Regions from separate parts of the Mus musculus genome. Here region 1 is linked to region 2. A link is a loop called in an ENCODE intact Hi-C map of the cell type or tissue named here. Cell type or tissue: left cerebral cortex. All regions are shown on one strand. Each heading gives the region's core, and the rest is flanking DNA. Links, peaks and the distances in the headings are about the cores only.

The links. Peaks named below come from ENCODE experiments on the same cell type or tissue, not always from the same donor. Only the 100,000 strongest peaks of a DNase experiment are listed, where the experiment ranks them.
Region 1: it touches region 2 in a loop (2.3-fold over the local background); 3 of 42 quality-filtered maps call a loop at or near these places.

What each region holds. Positions count from the first base shown.
Region 1 is chr11:113,948,368-113,953,726 of GRCm38, reverse strand. The region is part of intron 1 of Sdk2 (sidekick cell adhesion molecule 2); the gene reads left to right. Among named protein-coding and RNA genes, the nearest start is that of Gm51929, 90 kb to the left of the region's middle. In left cerebral cortex, for the core only: no CTCF peak of the experiment used is centred there; DNase peaks (open chromatin) are centred at 1,548, 1,967, 3,143 and 4,886; H3K27ac peaks cover 435 bases.
Region 2 is chr11:113,863,583-113,868,941 of GRCm38, reverse strand. Sdk2 (sidekick cell adhesion molecule 2) reads left to right here. Exons shown (of 45, transcript NM_172800.3): 10 at 1-92; 11 at 870-1,037; 12 at 1,848-1,950. Among named protein-coding and RNA genes, the nearest start is that of Gm51930, 62 kb to the right of the region's middle. In left cerebral cortex, for the core only: a CTCF peak has its summit at 3,154 (motif pointing left); a DNase peak (open chromatin) is centred at 3,135.

The DNA.
Region 1 (5,359 bases), core at 145-5,144, 85 kb before region 2:
CAAGATTCAACACCCTCGTGTTTCTTCTCCTTTTTGTCAGACTTTCAGTGTGACAAATCCCGGAGGATTTGGGAGGAAAGATCTGCCTTGGCTCAACACATCCTCATTTACATTCCATGGTTACCTGGCTCCCCTGGAATGGGCACAAGGCTGAACACCATGGTGACATCCCATGATCAATCTGAGCTGCTGCCCTCATGGTGATCAAGAAGCAAGGTAGAGATGAGAAAGAAGGAGTCAGGGACAAGGCCTGTCTTTCAAAAGCCCTGTGACTCACTCCCTTCAACAAAGACACAACTTCCACAGTTCCACTGCATCCTGGTAGCCTGGTTAAATTCTGAATCTATCAATGGACTAACTCACTCTTGGAGAAGATTCCTCATGAACCAATCTCTTCCCCAAACTCCATCCCTGGATGTGCCTGCATCAGGAACCAAGCAAGCCCTTGAAGATGAGCCCTTAGGTGTGGCATTTCTTCTGCAAACGATAATACCATAAAACCATTTAATATGCACTAGGGATTGGACCTAAGGCCTTGCACATCCCAGGCAGTGCTCTACCACTGAACTATATCCCTAGCCCACTTATTCCTGTATTCATCCATTGAGACAGGGTCTGGCTGAGTTGCCCAGGCAAGCTTTGAACTTTTTGTCCTCTTGTCTCAGCCTCCTGATTGATGGGCATCATAGGCTGTTGGAGTTTAAAAGACAAGTGGCTCCCACAGGCTTGTGTATGTGACCACTTGGCCCCCGGTTAGTGGCATTATTTGGGGAGATTTTGGAACCTTTAGGGGGTGGAGCCTTGTGGGAGGAAGTTCATCATTGGGGACAGGCCTGAAGGATTTATAGCTTCTCCCTACTTCCTTCTCTCTCTCTCTCTCTCTCTCTCTCTCTCTCTCTCTCTCTCTCTCTCTCTCTCTCTCTGTGTGTGTGTGTGTGTGTCTGTGTGTGTCTGTGTGTGTGTGTGTGTGTGTGTGTGTCTGTGTCTCTCTGTCTCTGTCTGTATGTGTGTGTGTCTGTGTCTGTGTCTCTCTGTCTCTGTCTCTGTCTCTCTCACTTTCTCTTCCCCTGTGTGTGTATCTCTCTGTCTGTTTCTGTCTGTCTGTCTGTCTCTCTCTCTCTCTCTCCCTATGTGTGTGTATCTCTCTGTCTGTCTCTTTCTGTCTGTCTGTCTGTCTGTCTCTGTCTCTCTCCCTCTCTTTCTCTCTCTCCCTATGTGTGTGTGTATCTCTGTCTGTCTGTCTCTCTCTGTCTCTGTCTCTCTGTATCTCTCTGTCTCTGTGTGTGTATCTCTCTCTCTCTCTCTCTCTCTCTCTGTCTGTCTTCCCTCCCACCCCACCCCCTGTACCCCTACCTTGCTTTTCCTGCCATGACAGACTTTTCCCCTCTGGAACCAGAAGCTAAAATAAACGCCTAAGTTGAGTTTAGTCATGGTATTTCATCACAGCAACTGAAAACTAATTAATACGCAAGCCTGAGTCATCAGGCCTGTACCACAACGTCTTTTAGCGACACCCGTCCCACAGAGCTAGCTTTACTCCAGTGTGTGGCTTCGTTGTCAATGGTCCCACCAGCAAAGACTGGGTTTCCAAGTAAATTCACATTCTGAAGTTCTTGGAAGGGGTTATTCAGGGCAGAGAGGAGTATCCCTTTCCAACCCAGGACAGCATCAAATAGTCTTGTCCTGGAAACAACTTTATCCCTGCCCGAGGCTTAGGATCCTCTGAGCACCACGGTGCCGCCAGGCTTGGTCATTCATTCACAAGGTTCCTCTAGAATGCCATGTAGGCCTGTGGAGCCAGCGCCGTCAGCCTAACCCGCTGGCACTCTCACTATTCAATCTGTGTCATCTTTTGGCCGGCTGTACAATGGGCCCGGCCGGAGGGAACCTGCTGGGTGACGAGCTGAGGCTCACACTCCTCCTTCCCCAACTGGAGCCCTGCCACCCCACTTACAATTCCCCGGGGCTGTGTTGAGGCTAGGTTACGCTGGCTGCCCTCGTGGCCAGGCCCCCCTAATCAGATTAGATGTGTATTCAAACAAATTGATGATCCGTTCCATTAGATGCTTATGAACACGCTTTTCTGAGCGAGAAATTCATCCGGCTGCAGCTGTGGAGGCTGCGGGCGGAATTGATTGTTGCACCCTCCCAGGCTCCCAGCGTCAGAAGGTGCTGGCTCCTGAAGGTCACTGGCAAGGATTAGATTAAGGAGGGCAAAAGCCTTCTTTCCTGGCTAATGAAGTACTTGGCATGCAGGCGGCAACAGGCCAAGTGGGACCAGGCATCTGCCAGGAGGCAAGGGAGGGGCATTGATTAGCATCTCATTTATGGGAGTGCATCAAGAGGGTGGGGGGACCTAGGGTGTTCAAGGCCCTGGCTCGGGTGGGATAGGAGCAGGCAGGTAGGTGTACCAGATGTGGAAGTGGAAGAGAGACAAACAGCTGGGAGTCTGGGTCCCAAGCAGAGAATACCTGCTGAGCATCCTAGGCTCTGTGTACCCCAAAACGCTCTGCTGGCAGAGCCCTGGCAGCCTCCTCTTGGGCTATGATATTCCTGGTCCTGGGTTCAGATAGAGCCTAGACTTGGTACTAGCCCTCCCCACTCCACATGTAAATATCTGAGCTTCCATTCACAACAGACCTGTAGAGCTACAGGCACTGTGGGAAGGCCCCATACAGACTTATGCAAACCTAGCCTGCCTCTATGACAGACCTGAGCTAACATAAAACTGTAGAGTCTGGGAGGAGGAGAGGCTTAAGGGACCCTGCGCCTTTGCTCTGTTTCTGACCTGGAACTCTCCCCCAGAACTCACCAGCCCTGCCTCAAGTGTACAGACTTCAAGCCCAGCAGCCCTCCGGAGGCCATTGGAGGTCAGTCCAGGAAAGACGTGACTGACGGAGAGATTCAGAAGAGAAAAGTGTGTCTCAGAGCCACAGCTTCCTATCCATTCCTAGGCACTACAGGCTGGCTAGCCTGAGCTCCTATTAGGAGGCCGGAAGGGAGAAGGAGCTGAGGGCATTCAGGTCTGAAAGGGAATTTGTCTCTGTTCAGTGGCTTTTGAAACTTGCTCTAAAGGGCAGAGGGGTGTCCTTGGCCAATTAGGAGCCTGGCAGAGGCCTTCACCCCTGTTTCCCCTCTGCCAGTATTCCCAGCGGGAATGGCTCCAGGGGAGCTGTGTGGTTCCCAGGCCAAGCTAGGAAGTAGACAGCCCTGAAAGATGAGGCAGAGGGAGCCTGGCCAATCAGGTGAAAGATGATATTATGTTGCAGAGCGGGGATAAAGGAAGGAGGCAGTTTAAATTGAGATTAGCTTCTGTATGGAGCTATTTAGCTTTCAGCCTAGCATCTAAGGGTGACAATGAGGGTATTTAGTGACAATGTCAAAAGGAAATGGCAGTCGGGGCCTCCTGACCTGTTAAGGGAAATGAGAAGGAAGTTAGCATTAAGACCTCTTGCCAGAATTCTGCAGGCAGGGGGTCATTCACAGAGCTCAAGAACAGGGATGCCTCCAGCTGTGTGACACCCTGGAATCACACACAGAGGGCCTTCTTCTGTCCCCAGTCCTTCCCCTGTCCTCAGTGTGGCTCACCCACAACCGCTCTCACTGCACCTATACACCCATGGATGCCTGTGGATGCGTGCATCTGGTCACAGGTAAACACCATGTGCCAGGATCTACAGCATAGAAATGATAGAGTGGGGGTCGGGTGGGGGGGGGGGGAGAGTGAAGGAATAGCACATGTGTGCACACACATGTACGTGCACAGGCACACGAGATACACACCCACTAATCAGTTTTCCCAAATGCTTCACTCCCTAGAAAAAGCCTATAGTTATACAGCAAGTACATTTTTATACACAAGGGGCTTGGAAGTTGGAGCCCAATTAGTTGGTTGCTTGTCTGCTAGGCACAAAGCCCTTGGTCCCTGGTACCAAATCAACCTGGCATGGCACGATGGCACTGTGGAGGTGGAGGCAGAGAGATCAGAAGTTCACCCAGGGCAACAGAATGAATTTGAGGCCAGCTTGAGCTACATGAAACCCTGACTGCAAGTAAATAAGATTCTGACAACTTCTATACAAGCGATAGCAGATTCTGTAAGCGACACTTGTTACTCAATAGGGGCTTTCAAAGGTTGGTCTGGGGTTACCTTTTATGGAGAAGCCTCGTGCTGGAGTTACGCTCATTCTTGTACCGAGGTGCCCTCTGCATCAACAACGCAGGCGTTTCAAACTCTGTGTCCCAGCTCTGAGACACGGCCCTCTCACATATGCGTAAGTGGCGGGGACAGAGGTGCTGCCTTTGGAAAGCTGGAGGGATGGGAGGGCTGTGACTCCAGAGATGGCATACCAGGCCCCAGCCCCACGAGGGGTGTGCCTCTCTGGGCACCTGTTCCCTGCACACCAGCCCACTGGACCCTCACTCTCACACTTTGGCCAGTGAGGAAAAGAGGTTACTGCTGTGACTCAGTTAATGTGGCTCATGAGCTCAAACATCCCCACACTTTTTCCATCTCCCCTCTGGACCATTCACACCCTCTCCCCGGTTCTCCTGCTCGTGCAATCTTACAGATTCTCAAAAACAAGTTTTTCGAGGCAGGGTCTCACTATGTAGCCTTGGATGGATTGAACTCAGTCCGTAGACCAGGCTGGCCTTGAACTTCTGGAGATCCATCTATCTGCCTCTGCTTCCCAAGTGCTGGGAAGAAAGGTGTTGTGATACTGTACCTGGCGGCTGGGAGCATTTTTTCCTCAGGACACTTAGATCTTTTCTGCGTTAAGTGTCGAGAATATCTTCCCCCGGTCTGTCGTGTGCTGCAGCTTTTGGTGTGTGGGTTTTCTCTTCCCTCTAAAGAATTTTTCATGGAGTTGAAGGCATCGTCTGTCTCCTGACCGTCTGGAGCTCTCGTGGTACTTAGAAAGTACTTGGCAGGAACTTAAATCCACCAGCATTGTGTATTTTTAAATTTTTGTGATTTCATCCATTCCCCCACCCCACCCCCTGCCTAGTTCTTTTAGAATTTCATTTTCATGTTTAAAACATCAATCTCTCCAGCATTTATTTTGAGGTAAAGTGTGAGGAAGGATATTCAATTTTATATTTTATTCCCACATGGCTCTCTGGCTGTTCCAAAGCCGTATGCTAAATAATTGCTCCTCCCCACCCCTCACCTCTGCCTTGATTTGGAATTCAGCACTCCTCATACGTTGAAAGTCCTTATTATGTATTTGGGTTTATTTCTAGAATCTGAGACCACCCTTTCATCAAACTTAGCATAAAGACCACACTGTTTGAGTGGGTGCAGTTCTGCTTACACTTTAATAGCTAGGGTAGTCTTTCTCCCATTGTCCAGACTTTT
Region 2 (5,359 bases), core at 235-5,234:
CCCCCTTGACAGCACGGTGATTGACGGCATGTCGGTGGTACTAGCATGTGAGACCTCAGGGGCACCACGGCCTGCTATCACTTGGCAAAAAGGTAGGCGGGATGGTCCTTCAGAGGGCGTAGTCACGTGAGAGTCTAGGAAAGCCTTCCACTCTAGGTTCAGGAGTGAGCAGGATTGAGCTCCCCACGTGCAGCTGTAAAGGCTAGACACTGTGCCGCCGCCCATCTTTCACAATCCACATTGCTCTGCTCTCTCTGTCTCTGTCTCTGTCTCTGTGTCTCCCAGGCCAGACCCAAGACCCCCTATGTCCCACTGTAAGAGGTCTATCTGTCCCAACCTGGTAGAATCTTTATCCATCTGCCTGTCTGTCTACCGATCTACCTGTGTATATCTCTCTCTGTGTCACGCCTCCCCTGCACTGCCCCGCCACACCCTATATCCATCCATCACCTCCTCAGCTTCCCTGAAGGTGACTCTCTCCAGAAGCATCCTGTCCTGTGCTGAGGTACCCCTCATCACCTTGTCAGCTTGTGTCCTGCCTCCTCTCCCCAGCCCAAGTGCATCTGCCCCCAGGCCATGGCTAGCTGGCTGCAAGCAGCCACAGCAGACAGATTGTGGCCTCATCGGGTGAAGGACAGACATGGCGGTGGGTGGAGGCATGGCAGAAAGGATGATAGAAAGGGTACTGCTGCCCTGTGAGCCTGTGAGCCCCAGCCTGTCACCAAGTCCCAGCTCAGCCTGTCACTTAACACTTAACTCATTTAACATGTCCAGAGATGGGTGGGCGGCTGAGACCTTCCAATGCTGGAGCATTTAGGGCCAGCATCAAGGTTTCATCTGATAACCCATAAAACCCTATGTCACCTCAGGGGAGCGCATCTTGGCCAGTGGCTCTGTCCAGCTGCCTCGATTCACACTGCTGGAATCTGGCAGCCTGCTCATTAGCCCAACCCACATCTCGGACGCCGGCACCTACACTTGTTTGGCCACCAACTCTCGGGGAGTAGACGAGGCGTCAGCAGACCTGGTGGTGTGGGGTGAGTGACCATCCGTAGGGGTGGGTCGCCAGCATCTGTACTCCCATACTGTGTTGCTGACACAACCAAGGCTCTTCCTGTCACAGGGATGATGACAAATTAACTCAGAAGCCAGGAACCAGGAGGAGGTGGCCCTGCCAGCAAGGCCACTGGATGGAGAGGTCATGCCATGCTCAGCTGAGTCCAGAGAACTATAAAAAAGCTGTCTTATGTATTTTAGGGCAGAATCAACACAGGGCCAGAGAGTAAATATTTTTGGCTCTGCGGGCTAGACAGTGTCCATCAGGGTCCCTCTCCTACCCTTGTGCTGCTGAGAAAGCAGCCAAGACATTAGTGGCATGGTGGTGAGGCCCATTGAGGTGAGCTTGTCTGTTCAGTATGCCACCCACCATTATCAGCCTGGAGAGAAGCCAGCAGATCTCTCAAGCCTTTTCCACTTGAGGTGTGCACCCCAGACATGCAGGTTTATGGACATACCTCTCCAGGCTGAGCCCTAGGGCCTCGAGTGAGTAGTTGCCTGTCACCAGGAAGCTGGCCTGGTGGCTCTGGTCACTCTCAGTTTGCAATTTTCATTCTTTCTATGGCACCGAGTCCACACCGTGTTTGTGGCTTCAGAGAATCACAGTGTCCCTGGGACAGTTTGTCCTTTCCACTCTCCTGGGACTTTTTTGTGACATAAACCTGTCAACATATGAGGTCATCGCTCAACATCTCCCAGCATCCAGATGTGCAGCTCCAGCGTGTCCCTCCCCCGCCAACTATGGTGTCAGCCCAACCTCCCTGTTCACTAAACATATCCCTGTCTTACAGCCCGGACACGCATCACTAAGCCACCCCAGGACCAGAGTGTCATCAAGGGCACCCAGGCCTCCATGGTGTGTGGAGTGACCCACGATCCCAGAGTGACTGTCAGGTACTCCATGCAAAGTGGGAAGGGACGCTTATAAGACAGGATGGCAGCATCGGGGAGTTGATGCCGTCTGTAAGGCCTCACCTGGGGGGCTATGTCCAGAGCTGGATACAGGGCGAGATGGAGAAGAGGCTTGGTGCCTAAGGACCATGCTGTGTGAACCGTGTTGATGCAGAGTCCTGAGGCAGGAGATGGTAGACAGAGAAATAGAGCAAGGAGGAGGACTCAGGGGTGGGGGGATGACTCAGAGCTAAGAACACCTATGTGTTAACCACGAGGACCCGAGTTCAAATCCCCATATTCCAAAGCAGGGCACAGCTGCATAAATACCTCTAACCCTAGCTGTGTGGAGAGGCAGAGACAGGAGGGATGGAGCTTGCCCCAGACTTCTGAGGTTCAATGAGAGACACTGTCTACGAGTACGGAAAGAAATTACAGACAGGACGCCTGGCATCCTCCTCTGGCCTCACACGCTTAGCACGCAGATATGCACTTCACCATACACATATTGTGCACATATACTAGACAGGAAGAAAAGGGGCAGCAAGAGAGGAGGGAGACGAAGAGGGAAGGGAAAAGGGTGTTTAGGATAAAGAGGTAGAAGACCCCTGCCGCGTGCTCCCCACTTTTTAAACCCCCTAACTAACCTCGTGTGAATGAATTAGTTTAAGCTCCTATTGTAAGGTCTTCAGGTCTTATTTTAATATTCATAGTGGAGCTGTCTGGGCAAGAAGACACAGAGGTGATCACGGGGCTAAGACAGGACAGGGGATGACCCCGTCAGAGGGCATGTAAAGGAAAAGCTTAAACAGAAGTTACCTCCTGCCCCTGTGGGAAAGCCAGGACCAAGAGCTCAGTGTGGGTCTAAAGCAAGTGTCTCGCCTGGGCGTCTGTGGACCAAAGCTCCACAGACCCAACCTCAAACAAGGACGCCCAGGGTACTCCCAAACCATAAGAAGATCTGGGAGCCGCAAGACGGAGGGGTGTGTTGTGTCCCTTTGTGCTCTCCGGAGAGCTCCAGAGGCTGGGAGTCAGCATAACTGCTCCTTCAGAAGATTCCAGCATGTTGCTGTCTAGCTAATGAGTAGTAACACTGTCCCACAATTGCCACAGAGGCCAAGAGGCCACGAGGGGCGGGCACTCCTGCCTCCAGCAGACATGGCCTCCCTAAGCCTCACAGTGGTGTCCTGGGGCGCCACCTGGTGGTCACTAGACAGAGGACAGTCTGCCAATCAGTATAATAGAGTTCTGAGGAACCAGGATTGCAGGACTCCAGGCCTGCCCAGGCTGAGAAACGCTTCATGAAGTGTTCAACATTGACCTTTGGGGCGTTGTAACATGCCAGCAGGGACAAACATGAGCCCTGAAATCACACAGAGGTAGTCAGAATGTTGGCAGACTGACTTCAGGATCCTGGCTTTATCAGATTTTTCTCTAAAAGAAAAAAAAAAAAATTAATAGAGCAATTGTGAAAGTGCCCTCAGAGAGAAGCCATCCCCTGAGTCACAGTCTCGATGACATACTAGTGTCCTTTCTCTAGTTCTCAACTATGTTCTGCTAGTTGAAAAACTCCCAAATAGCCACTATGTTATGTCAGCAGCTGTTTCCATTGCTTGTGTGTATGCGTGCATTTGTGTGCCTGCATGTACATATGTATACATGTATGTGCATATGTGCATGCATGTGTGTATGTGCATATGTGTGTACAGGTGTGTGCATGTGTGTGTACATGTGTGTGTGTGCGTGTGTGTGTGTGTGTGTGTGTGTGTGTGTGTGTGTGCACACGCACAGGCAAGAGGCAGACATCAAGTATCTCTTCTCTATCAATCACCAAGAGTCTCTCACTGAACCTGGAGCTCACAGATTTGCCCAAGGCCAGCCCTTTGTCTCTGCTCCCAGCCTGCACTCCTTGGGCAGTGGCAGCCCCTGCTGCCATCTGCAGCCTCAAGATTACATAGGGGTAGGGGACACAATGCTCAGTATTTTTAAAGCCGCCCAGTGGTTCTGATATTCTCCCAGAAACAGGATATTCTAACTACAAAGTACAACGGGGTCCCCTGAGCAGACTAGAAAGGGAGAAGCCAACGGCTCACATTTAAGTATTGGACGCTCAAATCCCAAGCAATGTGCTGTCAAGACAAAGCCAGGCCCCAGGGGTGAGGCCCAGACAGCTGCAGGCTGCCCGCCATTCTCAAAGAATCTATTTGGTATCTGGATCCAAATCTAGACAGGACACGAACAATCCACTTTGAGACATTATTAATATTAATAAATACTTTTTATACTTTTACCATGTAATGAATTTATTACATTGCAAGAGGAAAATTCAGATCAAGAAAAAAAAGACTAGCAGAAAAACCCATGTACAGTTAACCATTCCCCTTAATTTGACACCATCAGTAATGATATTTGAGTTCCATTAAAGAAGCCAGACACACTCTAGTCTCTAATCCTTTTCCCTTGCGGACCTACTGTGCCCCCTGTGCCATGTCAATAAATATGTTTGCATCAACTCAATTACTGGATTGCTTAGAGTCCACTGTCTGAGGGAAACAGTTTACCAGTTCACAGTGACTGCATTCTTTTCATTATTATTTCTAAATTTTTGCTAATATGAGAAATCTCATTACAAGTATCCTGGTAATCAAATTCTGTACACATCTCTGATTTGCTAAAGATTGGCTGATGTTATCTGGAGCCAAAAGGGTTCCTGAAAATAATGCCAAGAATGTGATATGGGTAGAGGGGTGTGTGTGTATGTGTGTGCGTGCTCTCACGCGCGCACGCCTGGCTTTTTTAGATAGGCTCTTATTATGTAGCCCAAGGTGGGTTGAAACTTGTAGCCACTCTCCTGCCCCAGCTTCCCAAGTGATAACATTACAGACATGAGCCACCAAGTCTGGCTACGTATATATTTTTGTTTACTTTTGAAAGAAACCACTCAAGCCAGGAATGATAGCACACACCTTTAATCCCAGCACTCAGGAGGCAGACGCAAACAGATCTCTGTGAGTCTGGAGCCAGCCTGAACTACATAGCAAGTTCCAGGCCATCCAGAGCTACATACTGAGACCCTGTCAAGAAAAGGGGGGTGGGGAGGGAAGCAAACACCCAAGTGTCTTTCAGAGGCATGGTACACATCTTGGAAGAGGGGATATTGCCCTGGCAGGCACTGAGTGATGTTGGACATTCTATTAGTTGTGGTATAGTTCTTGTTGCTGTTCTGAAGTAGTTTGTTTGTGTGTGTGTGTGTGTGTGTGTGTGTGTGTGTGTGTGTGTGTGTGTGTGTGTGTGTGTTTGTTTGTTTTTAATTATGTGCATCTGAGGCTAGGGCAAGGGTTATGCGCCTGTAAGTGCAGTACCCATGGAGTCCACCAGAGGGCGTCAGATCCTTTGAAGCCAGAGTTGCAGG